Regions from separate parts of the Mus musculus genome. Here region 2 is linked to region 1. The links are chromatin loops, found by intact Hi-C in ENCODE. Cell type or tissue: left cerebral cortex. All regions are shown on one strand.

Region 1 (8,000 bases):
ATGACATCCTGTACGCATCCTGTACCTACTGGCATATGTATCGGCATAAGCTCATATGTGGACTGTCTCTGTTTTGATATCTGACTTGGGAGACAATAATGGATATTGGCCAACATTCTCTGAGAGAATCATTGTTTTGAAGAATGTTATGGGAACTTAAGAGAAAATACTTGAAAACTTTGTACTATTTAGTTTTATATCTACTTCACAAAAGAGTATCTGGGAAGAGGAACTTCTGTTAAGACAATACCTCTGTCAGATTGCCTGTGGGGAAGTCTGTGGGGCATTTTCTTCCTCTTTTCTTGAGTTTCTTTTCTTAATTTATTTGATTTAAATATTTTCATGCTATATTTTTTTATCATCTTTTCTACTATGCCAACTCTTCCTAGATCACCCTCACCTTCTTGCCCCCTCAAATTTGTTTTTCTCTTTCTTTAGATTTGTGGTACATGTTGGGGGTGCAGCTCACAAGCGGCATTATTGCCTCTGAGCGGGTGATTCTTGTATAAGAAAGCATACTGAGCAAGCCACACCCCCATATGATGATGATGTGATGACGACAACGATGATGATAATAAGCAGCAGCAGCAGCATCCCTCCATAGTCTCTGCTTCAGTTCCTGCCTTATATTTCTGTCCTGACTTCTCTGATGATGGATTACAACCTGTAAGTCAAAGAAACTCTTTCCTTTCCAAGTGTTTTTTTTTTTTGTTCATTCATTTGTTTATTTGTTTTTGTTTCATTTTTTAAAGACAAGTTTATAGAGAGACAGAAAGATAGATTGATAAATAGATGATAGAAAAACAGATGATAGATGGACGGTAGGTAGATAGTGTTAAACTGATAAGGCACTGAATATGAAGATGGATACTCTGCTCCTTCCCATACTGATTCCTCCCCAGGTTCCTGCCTGGAGTGCTAAGTCACTCACATTCATTTCTGATACGATTAATCAACTATGAGCTTTAGACAACACAGTAGACCCAAGAGTTGGCACGTTCTCCCGTTCTCCCAGGGATATATAGACAACATCCAGGGCTTGAATCACAAACAGAATCCCTGCAGTGACCTTGTGAGTTTGAAAGGCTGTGTTCTGAAACAATCCCATATACACAAGATTGAATTGTAAACGCACCGACTACCCAGGGCTCAAGCATGATTAGATCTACAGATTCAAATTCTTATTATTTTCACTAGGATTTTGTCTAAGGGGAAATTTGGCTTAGAATGATTTTGTATACTCGGCAGCAAACAATGTATTGAAGATTACATGTTTTATTACTGATGGGAATAGAGAATTCTTGTAATAAAAAATGTCCCAGCTAAAGGAATCGCCACTGTCTGGTTTATTCATTCTCAAGGATGAAAATCCTTCACGCTATTTTTTTACCCAAAATATTTAGTGAGACCAAGATTGCAATTCTCTATCCCAAGCCTGACCATTTTCTAGCTAAATGAATTTCACAAGACTTTAACATCTTTGAGAATTAATTGTCCAAACAACAAATTAGGGATTTCCTAAGTTTGTGAGTCAAATAAATGAAGTTAATCCTCCCAAAAACTAACACAAGGCTTAGAAAAAATGGTAGATGTTACATAAATGGTAGACTTTAGCTTTTAGAATTTTAGTAATTGAGTAAAAGCCACACATTTAAATAGTTGAAGGTAAACACTAATATTAAGATACAACTGGACAAAGCAGTACAAAACTATAATTCTAACATCTCGGAAACGGAAGCAAGAGGATTGCTGCAAGTTCAAGATCAATCTGGACTAGGGCTGCCAGAATTGTAAAACAAAATTCTGTCGAAAGACAATACCAACAAAGGCACTCACAATAAGCAAGAAACAACTACATATTTATGGGGTACTATGTGGATAGTGATTTCCAACACTCATTTCACAGAAAGTTTTCATACCATATCAGGCACCTCTCCAGTTCTCGTCTACTGAGGGCTACAGTGTGCCAGGTGCATTGGCAGTCAAGAGGAAATACTAGCAAAACAGAGCCCCCTTTTGCCCTAGAATGCTTAGAATCCTAAACTAAGCTGTAGTGCAGAGGGATTAAAGCACCAATGGTCATTAATGAGCGCCATGTCATGGCAGCAGAACAGGTGGGAACACTGCCTGCTATCCATCAAGTGGGGTTGTCTTCTTTAAAATGAAAAACAACCCAGGAGAGTTGCCCTTAAAGAACTCTGTCCTACCATCCTTGCTCTCATGCCCTCTAGCTGAGCCCTGCTCTGTAATAACAGGAAGAGGTGAAATTGCTGATGTGTTCTGCGATATAGAATTTCATCCCCATCTACCCTTGAAAAACACTTGATTGCAACCAGTTTATTCATACATACATTGCATTTTTAATAAATGAGGTAACTGAGAGAATATTAGCATACACACACACACATACACACACACACACACACATATATATATGCTTGGTATATTTGAATGTACTCTAGTCACTATCTTTCTGATGCTGACATTGTGGCATCTCAGAGAACTATAGTCAATTCAATTTGACAACTGTGTCATTTTTTTAGATGACCCTAGGTAGTCTTTCATAGCTTCCTTGCTTAGGGAATACTGCAATATTGAATTTTATCTTACACATTTCCTTGTACACATGAAGTAAGCCATTTCCCCAAAGAGCCTTGACGTTAAGACATTTTTAGCAGGAAATTGTTCCACGAAGAATGAACGGTTGTATAGTTATCATTGCTTCTGGCCTCTCTATAGAATGGAGTCATTCTATATGGAACTATAGTCATGGAGTTTCTTAGTGATTCATTTCTACTTAGCATCTTCCCTGGAATCTTCCATTTAACAATACTATCCCTAAGAGAATGTCTCCCAAATCAGCTACTCAGAAAAACTTACAACTTCCACCAGTACACACTCTTCCTTCTCTGGCGGATCATTCTTGCATGAAACCTTGAGTCAGGGAACGAGGGAGGAAAGAAAACAGGCCTGCTGTACTCTAGAAGGCTGGTTCCTGAGGAGGGAACTGGGAACACGACACTCAGCCTTTGTGGAAACTTTCCTTGTGTGCTACTCCCTTGGGGATACATCCTGATTCCATCACTGCTTCAGCAGAAACCTGAGCAGATGGAGCTGCACTCTCACGACTCCTACCTAAGTAAAACAACCATTATGTAAAAATACGGGCTTGACTCCAATATGCAAGGGCATCTGTACTTTTGGCCCAATAGCCCTCCAGCCCTTCAAGTTTTAGACTAAGTTTTCTGTCCCCTTCCAAATGTGAAACACAAAGTGCCCTTTTTGGAATTCTCCCCAGCAACCAAGAAAGGCAGCAGTTTCCTACTTGGAGAGGTAGCAAGCTATATCTAAATCTTCAAGTTTCAAGGTCAATGATATATTCATATATACATTGCATTTTTAATAAATGAGGTAACTGAGAGAATATCACCAAGAATAATATTTGACAATAATTATTAATATATTGGTGTCAGTTCAATGGATAATCATGCTTCATCTACCCTTACAGCATACTCTGTGGGTGACAGCAATCTCATCCTTCAATCATGATGAGGATTCTGAGAGTTTGTGAAGCTGTGCTCCATATAGGGTTAATAGGAAATTTGTGCCTAGAACCACTTGAATTCTAGGTAAACAACATTTATTTCAAGGAAAGAGCAAGCACAAATAGGTGGAATAACACAGGGCAGGATATCCAACTTGGCCACTAACTTTCAGTGTCAGTGGAATAAATTACCATTAATTTCTTAACTCTAACAAGACCCTCAAAAAGTGACCCTCTTGCAAAGTAAGAAGATTCAGGTACAGTGACAGAAAATGTCAAGGTCACCTCTGTATAAGATCCTGATAACACACTCCTAGCCTCAGTATATCTCATACATGGATCTTTGGGAAAACAATTTGGCAAACGCTCTTTCTGCTGGGCTCTGCAATTTATTTTACGCATCACAAACCCAAAGTTAGCCTAAGCTTTTAATGCATGGGTCTATTAGCTAGGCTAGCAGTCTGCTGTGCCAGTGGACTCTTCTTGCTTAAAGGGCTATTTAAATGCAGCAAGCCTATTTTTGAAACATCTTTCATCATCAAGTGTGGTATATTGTGAGGTTTCTAACCCTCAGTAATGTTTCAGCCCTGATCACTTCTCCTGGTGGGGTCATTAAATATAAATGTATGCATAGCTTTGGTGACAAGATGGCTCAACTTACATAATCCTTAAACCAGAGGACAGTGAGTTGCAGCACTATCGAGACATTTTTCCCAGGCATCTTCTCCTCGAAACGAAACACTTTCCTTGCGTCCCTCAGGAATGTAAATCTCATCTCTTTGGCTATTTTATATACTCTCTAAATTGTAGATTACACAAAATATTACATCACCTATAATAATGATGTGATGCATTAAATAACACCAAACAATGGCTTCCTAAAGTTATGCAGAAGGTAAAACATGCTTAGTATTTATAAATATTTTAAAAGGTTGTTAGCATCCCCAAATTGTTTAAATGTCAAATTTTTCAGCATTCACATAAATAGAAACAGCAGTAGAAATTCACACACACTCACTACCAACTTCAGGATTCCCAAGTCTTCCCCATTCTTGCATCACACATGCATCTTACTCTCATCAACATTATTATTTTCTATTTATATTCCTTTTCAGACAGGGTCAGCTAAGATGACCTTGGCAACTCCATGTCTCTGCTTCCAGAAGGCAGGTAAGCAATACCACGTTTGGCCGTGACAGACTTTGAAGGACGTTCTCCAAGATGAGTCACATTATGACTTCAGTGGTGCCTGAAATTTTGTATTTTAAGAGCAGAAGATAAAATGGCAATGATTTTTCAGATGCTTCCGTCGCCGAGAATCTCACATCGTGAGCATCTGCTCCCATTTTAAAACTACTCTAGATAGTCCCTCGTGTTTGCCGGCTGCAAACTAAGGTATGGACATGCTAATCTAAGTGAGTCAGCCCTGAGCATCGTGTACCACGGTTTTATGAAAATACAAGATGGGGGTGAGAGGAGACATCTGAAGCTAAAGCAGGAGGCTCCAGCCAGGAACAGACAGAGACTCACACAGTCCACATTCTACTGCACCGAAGACTAGAGTGACAGGTCCTCATGTTGTTTTTTATCATAACTATTTTCTGCTGACCCACTGTCATAGATTTGTACTAAGAATTTCACACATCTTCTCTTTAATCTTCAGCAATATAACGTTTTTTATTCTCAAATGTCTAGTGAAGAAAAGGAAACTTAGAAAGGGAGAATTTCTCAGCAGATCCTAGGATAGAAGCCAACTCCTCGGGACCTGAAAGTCCAAATTCTCTTCTTGACAAGTTTTGGTCCCTAGTAATGCAGACTGAGGAATACACACACACACACACACACACACACACACACACATATATACAGAGAGAGAGACCGAGAGACAGATGGGAAGAGAGAGACAGAAAGAGAATATAATTATTCTGATCAAAAGATGTGTGATATCTGGTTTAAACATTGTTTACACACAGATCACATAGCTAATGTCATGCCAGTCTGTATGTACAGCTCTACGCCCTGTACCTCAGGTACAGGTAACTTTGAAAGCCAGTGTTTCCTAAGGCAGGTGAGACAGGAGGTCTGGCCATTGGAACTGCTTAGTATCAACGAAGACCATTCTTGACATCTAACAAGAAGTGCTTCAGAGACTGGGAGCCCACATTTTCTGAATTATCAGTGGTGTTTAAGTCTCAGTAAGAATAGACCTTCTGATATTTAAATAACACTGTGTGCTAAAATCAACTGACGGGGGATTTGGAGAGATTTTGACAGTTAACTAATGAAAGATTGCAAATGAAAAAGCACTAAATTATACTCTTAAATATCTGTGGGGAGGCTGAGAAATGTAAAACGAGGTCCTCTGAACTTAATTCTTAGAAGAAAATATGTAATTAGCAGAAGCCTGAAGTAATGAACCACAGCTTAAAACATTGCAAAAGCAGTCCTCTGTGGATGACCCAGCTTTGGTGATGCAAACATTGATGATATGTGTGAACAGCTTAAAAAAAAATCAAACAACAACAACAACAACAAAAACCTTTGCAGTCACTGTGACGGCCATCTGGGCTCATCCTCTGAGCCCAACAATACTCACTATAATATTAAGGTCTCTGTAGTTGGATAATCATCTAAGATTCTCAGATTTAAAACAACTATGGACCACAAACTAATAGCCCTTCTTCTATCCCTAACTGTTTCTTCATCATGTAGAATCATCTTTTAAACATGCATTTCATGTGATATAAAGGTTGACGATGTGCAGGTGAATACATGTATACTCCTTACTCCGTTTTTTTCTCTCTCAGCACACTCATTTAAGTCAACGAAAGGGACAAACTTTTTAAATGTCAACTCTGAACATCATGTTAGTAGCAACACAACAAAGCAAACTTGTCAAGATGCAGGCTTTTTTTTTTTGTTCGAGCGTGCAGTGGGCCCCACTCACATCCTTGCTGTGTTCTGTTCTCCAGCATCTCCCATACATGGAGGCTGAGGTGGCTGAGAGTCTTTTTTTCTTTTTAAACTTAGCTTCAAGGAGATCCCTCTGTGGGAAGCCGCCCCCACATTCGCCGTCACAAGATGGCGCTGACAGCTGTGTTCTAAGTGGTAAACAAATAATCTGCGCATGTGCCAAGGATATTTCTCCACCCCATGTACTCTGCCTTCCCCGTGACTACAACTCGGCCATGGGCTGCAGCCAATCAGGGAGTGATACGTCCTAGGCGAAGGATAACCCTCCTTAAGAGGGACAGGGTTTCGCTTTCGTTTTTGGGTTTGAGTTTTGCACTCTTGCTCCTGAAGATGTAAGCAATAAAGTTTTTGCCGCAGAAGATTCTGGTTTGTGGTGTCTTTCCTGGCCGGTCGTGAGAACGCGTGTAAGAGTTGGTGCCGGAAACCCGGGACAAGAAAACTCGGGACGGGAGTTAACCATCACCGGCGCAAGGAAGATCCCTCATTCCAGAACCAGAACTGCGGGTTATGGTAATGAAGGTTCCCGTAAAACAGACTGTTGAGAAGGATTCAACTGCGTGAATTCAGAACTCTTCAGCTGGGGAACAGGGTACCCGTAAGTATAGCTTTACAAGGTAAGTCTGGCCTTGAACTTTCTAACGAAATTCAAGACAGTCTATCAGAAGTAAAGTGGGAAATAGCTTTACAAGGTAAGTCTGGTCTTGAACTTTCTAACGAAATTCAAGACAGTCTATCAGAAGTAAAGTGGGAAATAGCTTTACAAGGTATGTTTGGCCTTGAACTTTCTCTAGTGTTAGAAGCCCTTTTGTTCCTTTTCACATGTTATCAAGTGGTTAAGGCAGGGCGGATTCTGGACGAAATTCGAGACAATCTATCAGAAGTAAAGTGGGGAGAGAGAGTAGGAGCAAAGAGGAAATATGGTACACAGAATAAGTATACAGGCCTTTCCAAGGGTCTTGAACCCGAGGAAAAGTTAAGGTCAGGTAGGAATACCTGGGGAGAGATTAGAAGGAAGGAAAAGAAAAAAGAAAAGAAAAAAGATCAATTAGCGGAGGTCTCTAGGAGATACTCATCACTAGGTGAGCTCAAGGAGCCAGCTCTTAGTAGCTCTGAATCAGATGACGAATTCTCCTCTGAAGAAACAGACTGGGAGGAAGAAGCAGCTCGTTATGAGAGAAAAAAGTGCCAGCCAGATAAAATGCGAGCTAATTGGTCAAGAAAAAAGCCAAAAGCGGCTGGCGAAGGCCAGTTTACTGCTTGGCCTCCGGGCAGTCGGCTTCAAGGTGCACTTCCGCCCTATGCGGAGCCCCCGCCCTGCGTAGTGCGTCAGCCCTGCGCAGAGAGACAATGCGCAGAGAGACAATGTGCAGAGAGGCAATGCGCAGACTCATTCATTCCCAGAGAGGAACAAAGGAAAATACAACAGGCATTTCCGGTCTTTGAAGGAGCCGAGGGTGGGCGTGTCCACGCTCCGGTAGAATAT
Region 2 (8,000 bases), 150 kb after region 1:
GAGAGGCCCTTGGTTCTGTGAAGGCTCTATGCCCCAGTGTAGTGGAATGCCAGGGCCAGGAAGCATGTGTGGGTGAGTTGGAGAGCAGGGGGAGGAGGGAGGAGATAGGGGGGTTTTCAGAGAGGAAACCAGGAAAGGGGACAACATTTGAAATGGAAATAAAGTAAATATCTAGTAAAAAAAATAAAAAGGAAATAAAAATGTGTCTTAACTCTATAGGGATCCTCCTGGCCCAACACTGGCAAATGCTAGCTTTACAGATGTGCTTAAGTCTAACTGTCCTGTCAGATTCTCCTAAAAATGTAACATTACTTTTGTTTTCAGCTGGTGTATGCTGCCTGGTTGGTGGCTCAGTGTCTGAGAGATCTCGGGCGTCTAGGTTAGTTGAGACTGCTGGTCTTCCTATGGGGTCTCCTTCTTTCAGCTTTTCCCTAATTCAACCACAGGGGTCACCAGCTTCTGTCCACTGGCTGGGTGTAAGTATCTTTCAGCTGCTTGTTGGGCCTCTTGGAGGGCAGTCATACAGCAGAGGACTGCCTGGTCTGGCCTCAGTCAGAGAAGATGCACCTAACCCTCAGGAGACTTGAGGCCCCAGGGCATGGGGAGGGGTCTGGTGGGGTGAGGTGGGGACATCCTCTTGGAGACAGAGGTGGGGTGGGGAGGAGGTATGAGATGAAAAACAGTTAGAGGGCAGACCAGGAGGGGGATAAAGACTGGATTGTTAAAAAAAAAAATAGAGAGAGAGAATAATAGAAAAAGAGAAAATAACAACAAAACCAAATTTAAAAAAGTTATGGTTTTTATCAGAAGTCACTACAGCATACAGAAAGAAGAAGAAAAAGAATACAGCAAGAAAGTTATCTACAAAATATTGATGCTGACAAGCTTTCAGAAAATAGGTCAGTAAGTTCATGAAGCTGCTGTCCTCCAGCATCCAACTAATCGGCTCAGTTCTAGCTCCTCTGGTGTGGGCTCTGGAAGCACTGTGACACTCTCCAGGGCACACCGCCTGGGCAGTGACAGATCAAGGGTACAGCCTGTGGAACAAACACAGGCCACAGGCTGCAAAGAAAACAGAAAGCCAAGGACAAAGCACTTTCTAAGCAGGTACAACCTGCCTGCTCACAGACAGAATTGGCTAGGAACACTGACAGTTGTCAAGAACCTATAAGAAGGAAAGGGACAATGATACTTCTTGCCTAACCTGATCAAAATCCAAGGGTCTACACCAAAGAAAGAAAAAAAGAAAGAGAGAGAGAGAGAGAGAGAGAGAGAGAGAGAGGGAGAGAGAGAGAGAAATTCTAAATGTCACTGTCATGACCAAGTATGGCAGCAATCAGAAGGTAAGAGTCCCTTGGCAACAGTCTGACTCAGCTCCAGCAAGTCTCAGGCAAGCAGGGAGCCAGTGTGTTAGACAACAGTATACTGCTGTGCGAGCGCTCTCTTTTCCGTGCTGCTTTCCCTCTGATGTCACTTCCAGAAATGAAATCAGTTTGAACTGTTAAATAAGAAAGAGAAGAGGTAGGGTTGGTTCATGTATGGAGCTGACACAGAGATGGGCTTCATTAAGGAAAAGGGCACTGCAACCAAGGAGCTATGATCGATCGGGAGAGTAGGAGAAAGGGTCAGGTCACTCTATCAGCGACTACACGTGTGGAAGATCAAGGGGAAGGAGTGGCTTACTTCCAGGCATGGGACGGGGATGGAGAGAAACATGAAAAATTCCCAAACAAAGGAAAATGTCTGACTTTCGTTTCCTTTGGGGAGGTGGTGAAGTTCTTCACTACGTGATTTTAGTGTGGACTGTCCACCATGGAGGAGCACGGAGGAGCCAGGTACCAGGACAGAACATGCAAATTAAGAGCTGTGAAATCACAGCACCATAGCTGACCTTCCCAAAGACAGTTTGCAGGCTGTGGGGTCTGGCCTTTCAGAGTGATGAGTGCATTAAAGGGTCTGACTTATGGGCTAACGGAGACATCTCTGTATCTATGAGATCTCACCATCTGCCAATAAGAGTCTCATGATTATCAACCTGGCTTAGCAACACTTCTCACGTAAGAATTCTCTCCAAGATAAACTAGTGCCTTCCCTCAACTTCATAATGCCATTTCTATCTCAAAAAATATTTATTGACATTGCTCAGAAGGAACAATATTACCTTTTTAGAAATCCTTCCTTATGGAAGGCCCTTCTATTGTCCCCAGATTATCTACCCGTAAGGACCAACCTTTTTCCTCGTCCTTTCAACCGCCCTTGTTCCTCTGCACTTTCCCTTTGTCCTTTGTTTAAAGAAGCAAGCCACAACTGCAATCAATGGTCCACATTCCATGAGTAAGAACATCCTTATGGCGTCAACAACTGACAAGAGACCTTAGGTTTGCTCTGTATTTTCCACCTGATTTCTCTATAGCACATCACCATGGATGATAATCCCAAGTAAATGGAAAATTCTAGCCCCCACATATATTTCACAAAGCAATAAAGAGGCACATATCAGAGAAATCATTATGGCTCTGCAGAGACAGCTGCTGTGGGGGCGGTGCTAGAACTATGGCCAAGTTTCTACAGCTTTTATTTGAAAAGACTCTCAACTTGCCGGCCTTGCCTTATTCACTTTGCATGTCCTTAGAATGCAACTGGCTGCCAGCTGCCTAGCATCCGAGCCCCATGGCTCTCCTCACTGCAGCCTGGCCATGGCCACTTCACTCTTGCTGGATTATTATTACCAAACGTGACTAAGCCCAGACAGAAAAAATAAAGGGAAAGATAACTATTTAAGAACTAAATGAATCAAGGAAGCGATGGCTGGCTGGTACAAGCCACCTGCATCACTCAAATGTCGTGATAAGATCAAACTGAAATAATATGTAAAGAAAGAAATCCATTTGGTCTTAAAAGCTTATTTTAGGAATTTGAGAGTTTAAAATCCATCTTAGGAAAAATACAGAAAGGTTAGATAATTAAAAGTGAAAAAGAAATTTGTCCCTCCTCTAAAAAACGATGAACAAGAAAGTCATCCATTTCTGTAAACTGATTTGTGTTTTCAATTCTAAGTAGAAAACTACTGGGGAGCTACAGCAGCAAGGCTGAGAAGAGGGAAATACCTTTGCAGATCTGCAGAGGGCTGCGTGCCATGGGGGAAGAGGACTCATTCCACATCACTTGCTGACATGCACAGGGCCAGGCCTCTGCTTACAACAGGCACTCAGAGGTACAGTCCAGGGCTGGGTCCCTGTGCCTCCTGCCTCTTTAGGAACAAGTTCAAACCGGCTGCCTGTCTTTCTCCAGAGGTGTAGTCATGAGGGAAAAGCCAGGAAGTGGTTCTCATTGGCCGAGCTTTGAGGGATTATGTCTTAGAGTTGATGCAGTCCTGGATGAAAATGGTCTGGCATTTCCTCTGCTGGCCTGAATTTAAAACTAGTTCAGTATCGTACCATACCAATATGTCATTAACCTTCTGAAGTCTCAGTCTTCTACTCTGAGCAATGGGGCTAATGATAATTTTAGACCCATTATGGACCTAAAATGTCTGTCAAAAACAAAGTGGTTAGTGACAAAGCACTGATTTCCATTTCCCTAATACCCTCAGTATCTGAGGGTGTGAACATGCTCAATTCTGTTACCTTTCAGAGCTGTCAGGTTATAAAGTATGAAAAGGTCACATGGCAAAAGCTGCCGGAGTTTCCCATAACTACTCTCCTCTCAGTTAACTGCTGACCCGCAGTATCTCTCACGCCTTAAAGAACTCTAGGTCCTCAATGCACAGTCTGTTTGAGAAGGAGACTGAGACAGTACACAGCAGCACACCTGACCTCTGTGTGAAGACTCTTCATATCATGCTTTATATCACACACAGCATCCTTGGAAACTCATAGGTCTGTAATATCACCCTCAAACTTGGGGGATCTATGGGGTTGAACTCTTATTATTAATGAGAACATAAATTATAGCTTTATGAAACAAACAAAGACCCATACAATGAAATAAAAGTATGTCTGTCAGGGAACAGCAAAAGGCTCCAGAGACCTGGGATATTTTTACATGATCCCCCAAAAGGTTGCTTAGGCAAGTAGATAAATAAATGGCTACTAATAAAAATTAACAGTCAACATACACGGGGAGGAAGATGGTGGGAGGGAGGGAAGGAGAGGGAGAGGGACAGGGAGAAGGAGAGGGAGAGGGGGAAGAGAGAGGGAGGGGGAGGGAGAGGGGGGAGGGAGAATGGAGAGGGAGAGGGGGCAGGGGGAGGGGAGTGGGAGAAGGAGAGGGGGGCAGGGAGAGTGGGGCATGGAGAGGGAGGGGGTAGGGGGAGGGAGAGGGAGCAGCGGGTCAGCACTAGTGTGGTTTCCCTGGCTCTGCCCTTCCCTCTCCCACCCTTTTCCTCTGAGTAGTAGTTTTTCTACCCAGTGGCTGATGAGTAACAATGGCTCTCTGAACCCATTGGTAAACAAATTCTGGGTCTCTTAAAATCAGCACCCAACTGCATATTTACAGAACTAAGGAAAAGCTCACTATATATTTGTAATTAAGAAGATACTGGTACTATTTTAGAGGACCATTTTTATGTTAAACATTTGTTTTGTATCTAATGCTTTGTATTTCGGCTGGCTCAGCACTATGCAAATTTGTTCATAGAAGTGAATGAATAGTGAGACTGCAGCAGGGCGTGTGAGCTCCCATAGAAGAGCAGAGTGAGGGACATGCCAGCTGCCTTTGCTGGCATCAGCGTCGAAGGGAGGGACTGGCAACACAAGCATGGTTTCACCCCAAAAGCCCGGCTCTAAGCACCAGTCTAACCATCCTACTATCATATACAGATGCTACCCTAGCCTCAGACACTGCCGTACGTTTAGACTTGCTGTCTCAAGCATATTCTGCTATATACCTCCCTCAGTAAGAAAGGGCCCACAAAGCACAGGACACTGTCAGTCTCACTCACAGGGGATTAAGGGCATTACAAGGTTGGCTATGGCACCATTTCCCCCAAAGCGGATTTCCAAGCCTGAGATGTTCTGCATACCTAGGGAACGGCATAAAGTAGGCACTTCTCTGATCCCTGCTCCTCCCTATTGGCCAGTTCTTAGATTCTTGTTCTCTTTCCCTTTTTCTTTCTCCCTCAGATCATATCCCTAGGATTATCTGAAACCCTCCAAAGGCTTTGGCATAACTACCAGCCTAAGATTAGGCCTCAGTTCTCTGGCACATACTTCTTAGGTAATCCCATCCCCTACATAGTGCTTCCAAGTGAAGGTTCTGGACTGTCTACCCCAGTCTACAGAAAGAAACCTTCTCCTTTCACGCTGTGCCTTGCAGTCACACCACAGTTCCCCGAGGACCACGAGGATGCTGACATCTCCTCTGTAGTCCCCTTGTCTGCACCAGCCATTTCTTAGAGTCCGTTTGGTTAATTCCACAGGTCCAAGCTTCTCAATTTCTCACCTAACTCAACTCTGACCACCTCTATCCCCACCCCACTTTTGAATACCTTCACTACAGCTATGAGGATGTTATCTGTCCTGCAGGTTGTCTCGCTGATTCTTGGTGCATCATCCTGAGTTCAGCAGGCCGTCCTTTACCTTGCACCCTTCACAGTGACTAGCAATCTGATCTGATTTATCTACATCATAATGTTCTTCTTACAACCTGTATATTGTCTCTAGGAAAGCAAGTTCATCTATTACAGCAACACTTTCAAGTGATCGCAGAAAGAACAGTCTGCATGCAAATGAATTTTAAATAGTTTCAAGTATTAGTGAAGCAACTAGGATTCTGAAACATAGTCACTGTTCAATTCTATTAAAGAAAAAAGGTTAGAATACTTAGTAACTAGCATATTAACTATTTATATGAGAATATGGGTTCTTTTTTTCTTATCACAAATTTTGAGCTAATAAAGAAGCATTATTGTACCAATCAGACAAAAGCTGATTAGATCCTGTGCTTAAGTGTGTTTCAGACAACAGAGTCCTTCAATGGCTGCAAAATTATTCCGAGTGCTTAAAGATGTACTCTAATTAGTTACAATATTTATTTTCTCTAAGAAAATTTTTGTGGCCACTTCAAACAGTCTTTGTAACTTACTCTCATGTCTTCTTCAGTGCTGTGATCTATTTACACATAGTGAAAAAGCTTCCTGAAGTGGAGAAGTTTTTCAGGTTTTCTATTTCAACAGGTTTCCAAATATCAAACTGCAAAGTGTAACAGGCATCCAAATGGCCTGCAAATACTTATGTAGAAATGAACTCACTCACTCACTCACTCACTCACTCACTCACTCACTCACTCAGATGGTCATGTGTGTTAGAATACTTACCTGCAAGTTATAATCTTGCAGAATTTTAACCAAGGAATCTCTCAAATTGGGAATCTCCATTCCTTCCTTAATTCGGTGGATAAGTAGAATCGGGTCCACATGTGTGCCAATGTTGTTCAACAAGCCAGTGATAAATGCTACAAAACACCAGGTTAAGACCAAATAACACATGTGCACTATTAGAATACACTTTGTTCACAATCTAAGTTTAGATCATAAGTAACTGAACCTATTCCTTTAAGAAATGTGTTAAAAAGTGTGAATTTATAAACTCTCAAGAACCAATCCTCTTTAAGTTTAAATTACACTCATAAGAACTAACTTCCTCTAAGACTAAAAGGAGAAACTGAGACCATCTTAGGAAAGTTAAATGGTCACTATTGTTCATGCCGCTTCCAAACTGTTTTTACTGTCCAAGAGCAGGTAGCAGAGAGGGCCTCTGGGCATCCTGATACTAGGCACGCTAATATTTTGCAAGGTGAGTATATACTGTGCTTCCCTTTTACAGACAGAGGACATGAGAGTCTTAACTTATCTATGGTCACAAAACTCAAGTTAGAACCCTGTTAGGTATCTTGTAGTTTCAAGATAGAAAGTCTTCAAGCTTGATTGTAGATGTAAGCTAATTACACGAGAATAGAACCCCCTAACTTAAGAGTAGCCACCATGACCAAAATCACAATAAAGCTGTAAGGAGAAGAGATGCAGGGAGGGGAGAGCCAGTTCTGATGGCTGAGTGAGCAGCTACACTTATGACCTCCCAGTGCTGTGCTGATGAGATGGGGCTGGAAAGGAAAACTGCTGCAGTTCAAAGCCTCACTACTGCCACATCTGCATTTACAGTGGAGGCTTTACTATTAAGACTTCATTACATTTATGTATCTGTTTATTCACTCATATTAATTTGTGTGTGTGCATGTGTATGCATGAGAGAGAGAGAGAGAGAGAGAGAGAGAGAGAGATTGAGATCCACATGTGGAGAGTGTGTGTGGAGGTTAGAGACAACCTAAGGGAGTAATTTCCTTCCACCATGTGGGTCCTAGAGATTAAAGTCCTCGACCAACGCACTTGGTCATAATTTAGGCCCACTGTATCCTGAGATATTCGTCCTCATATAACCGGCTATAATCTATACTGACAAAAAGATTTACAATTAAATAGCCTTTCTGCTTACGTGGTTTGTCGATGGAGTATAGAATCAGATCTTCCCAGAGCTCTCCATCATCTTGTTCCTTGGCAAACTCAATTGCTTTATCAACATCATGCAATTCCTCCATAATCATCTTGAGGGCACTTCTACTGTTTCCCATTCGGCCTAGGTGGGGTGAGGAAGTGTAGGACACTCCATTCATTTAAAAAGGAAATAGCATATTTCTTCATTGGCTTGCAAAGTGTGGAAGATAAGGCTGAGGCTGACTTTCTTATGTGACACTAGCATTTCCCATTATGTCCTATTTAATCAGTGCTCACGGTGTGTGAAAATATTCCTCGGATGGTGTTATATGAACGACATCATTTACTCTCACTATGATTCTAAGCAGGATGCTTTATTAAAGTCCATACTTCATTTTAAAAATAAATTTTTATTTATATTTTAAATATGATCTAGGGTTGACGCTGAACAACCATGAATTAGCCACTCTATTCACAGGAATAGGAGACCTGGGTTAATTTTCAACCAAGG

Evidence for each region. Peaks named below come from ENCODE experiments on the same cell type or tissue, not always from the same donor. Only the 100,000 strongest peaks of a DNase experiment are listed, where the experiment ranks them.
Region 2: it touches region 1 in a loop (4-fold over the local background); 2 of 42 quality-filtered maps call a loop at or near these places.

What each region holds. Positions count from the first base shown.
Region 1 is chr13:18,999,670-19,007,669 of GRCm38, reverse strand. The region is part of intron 1 of Amph (amphiphysin); the gene reads right to left. Among named protein-coding and RNA genes, the nearest start is that of Amph, 55 kb to the right of the region's middle. In left cerebral cortex, no CTCF peak of the experiment used is centred here; DNase peaks (open chromatin) are centred at 3,061, 4,084 and 4,933; H3K27ac peaks cover 3,003 bases.
Region 2 is chr13:18,852,978-18,860,977 of GRCm38, reverse strand. Vps41 (VPS41 HOPS complex subunit) reads right to left here. Exons shown (of 29, transcript NM_172120.4): 24 at 7,491-7,631; 25 at 6,317-6,453. Among named protein-coding and RNA genes, the nearest start is that of Amph, 91 kb to the left of the region's middle. In left cerebral cortex, no CTCF peak of the experiment used is centred here; DNase peaks (open chromatin) are centred at 1,400, 2,560, 3,159 and 4,675; H3K27ac peaks cover 1,470 bases.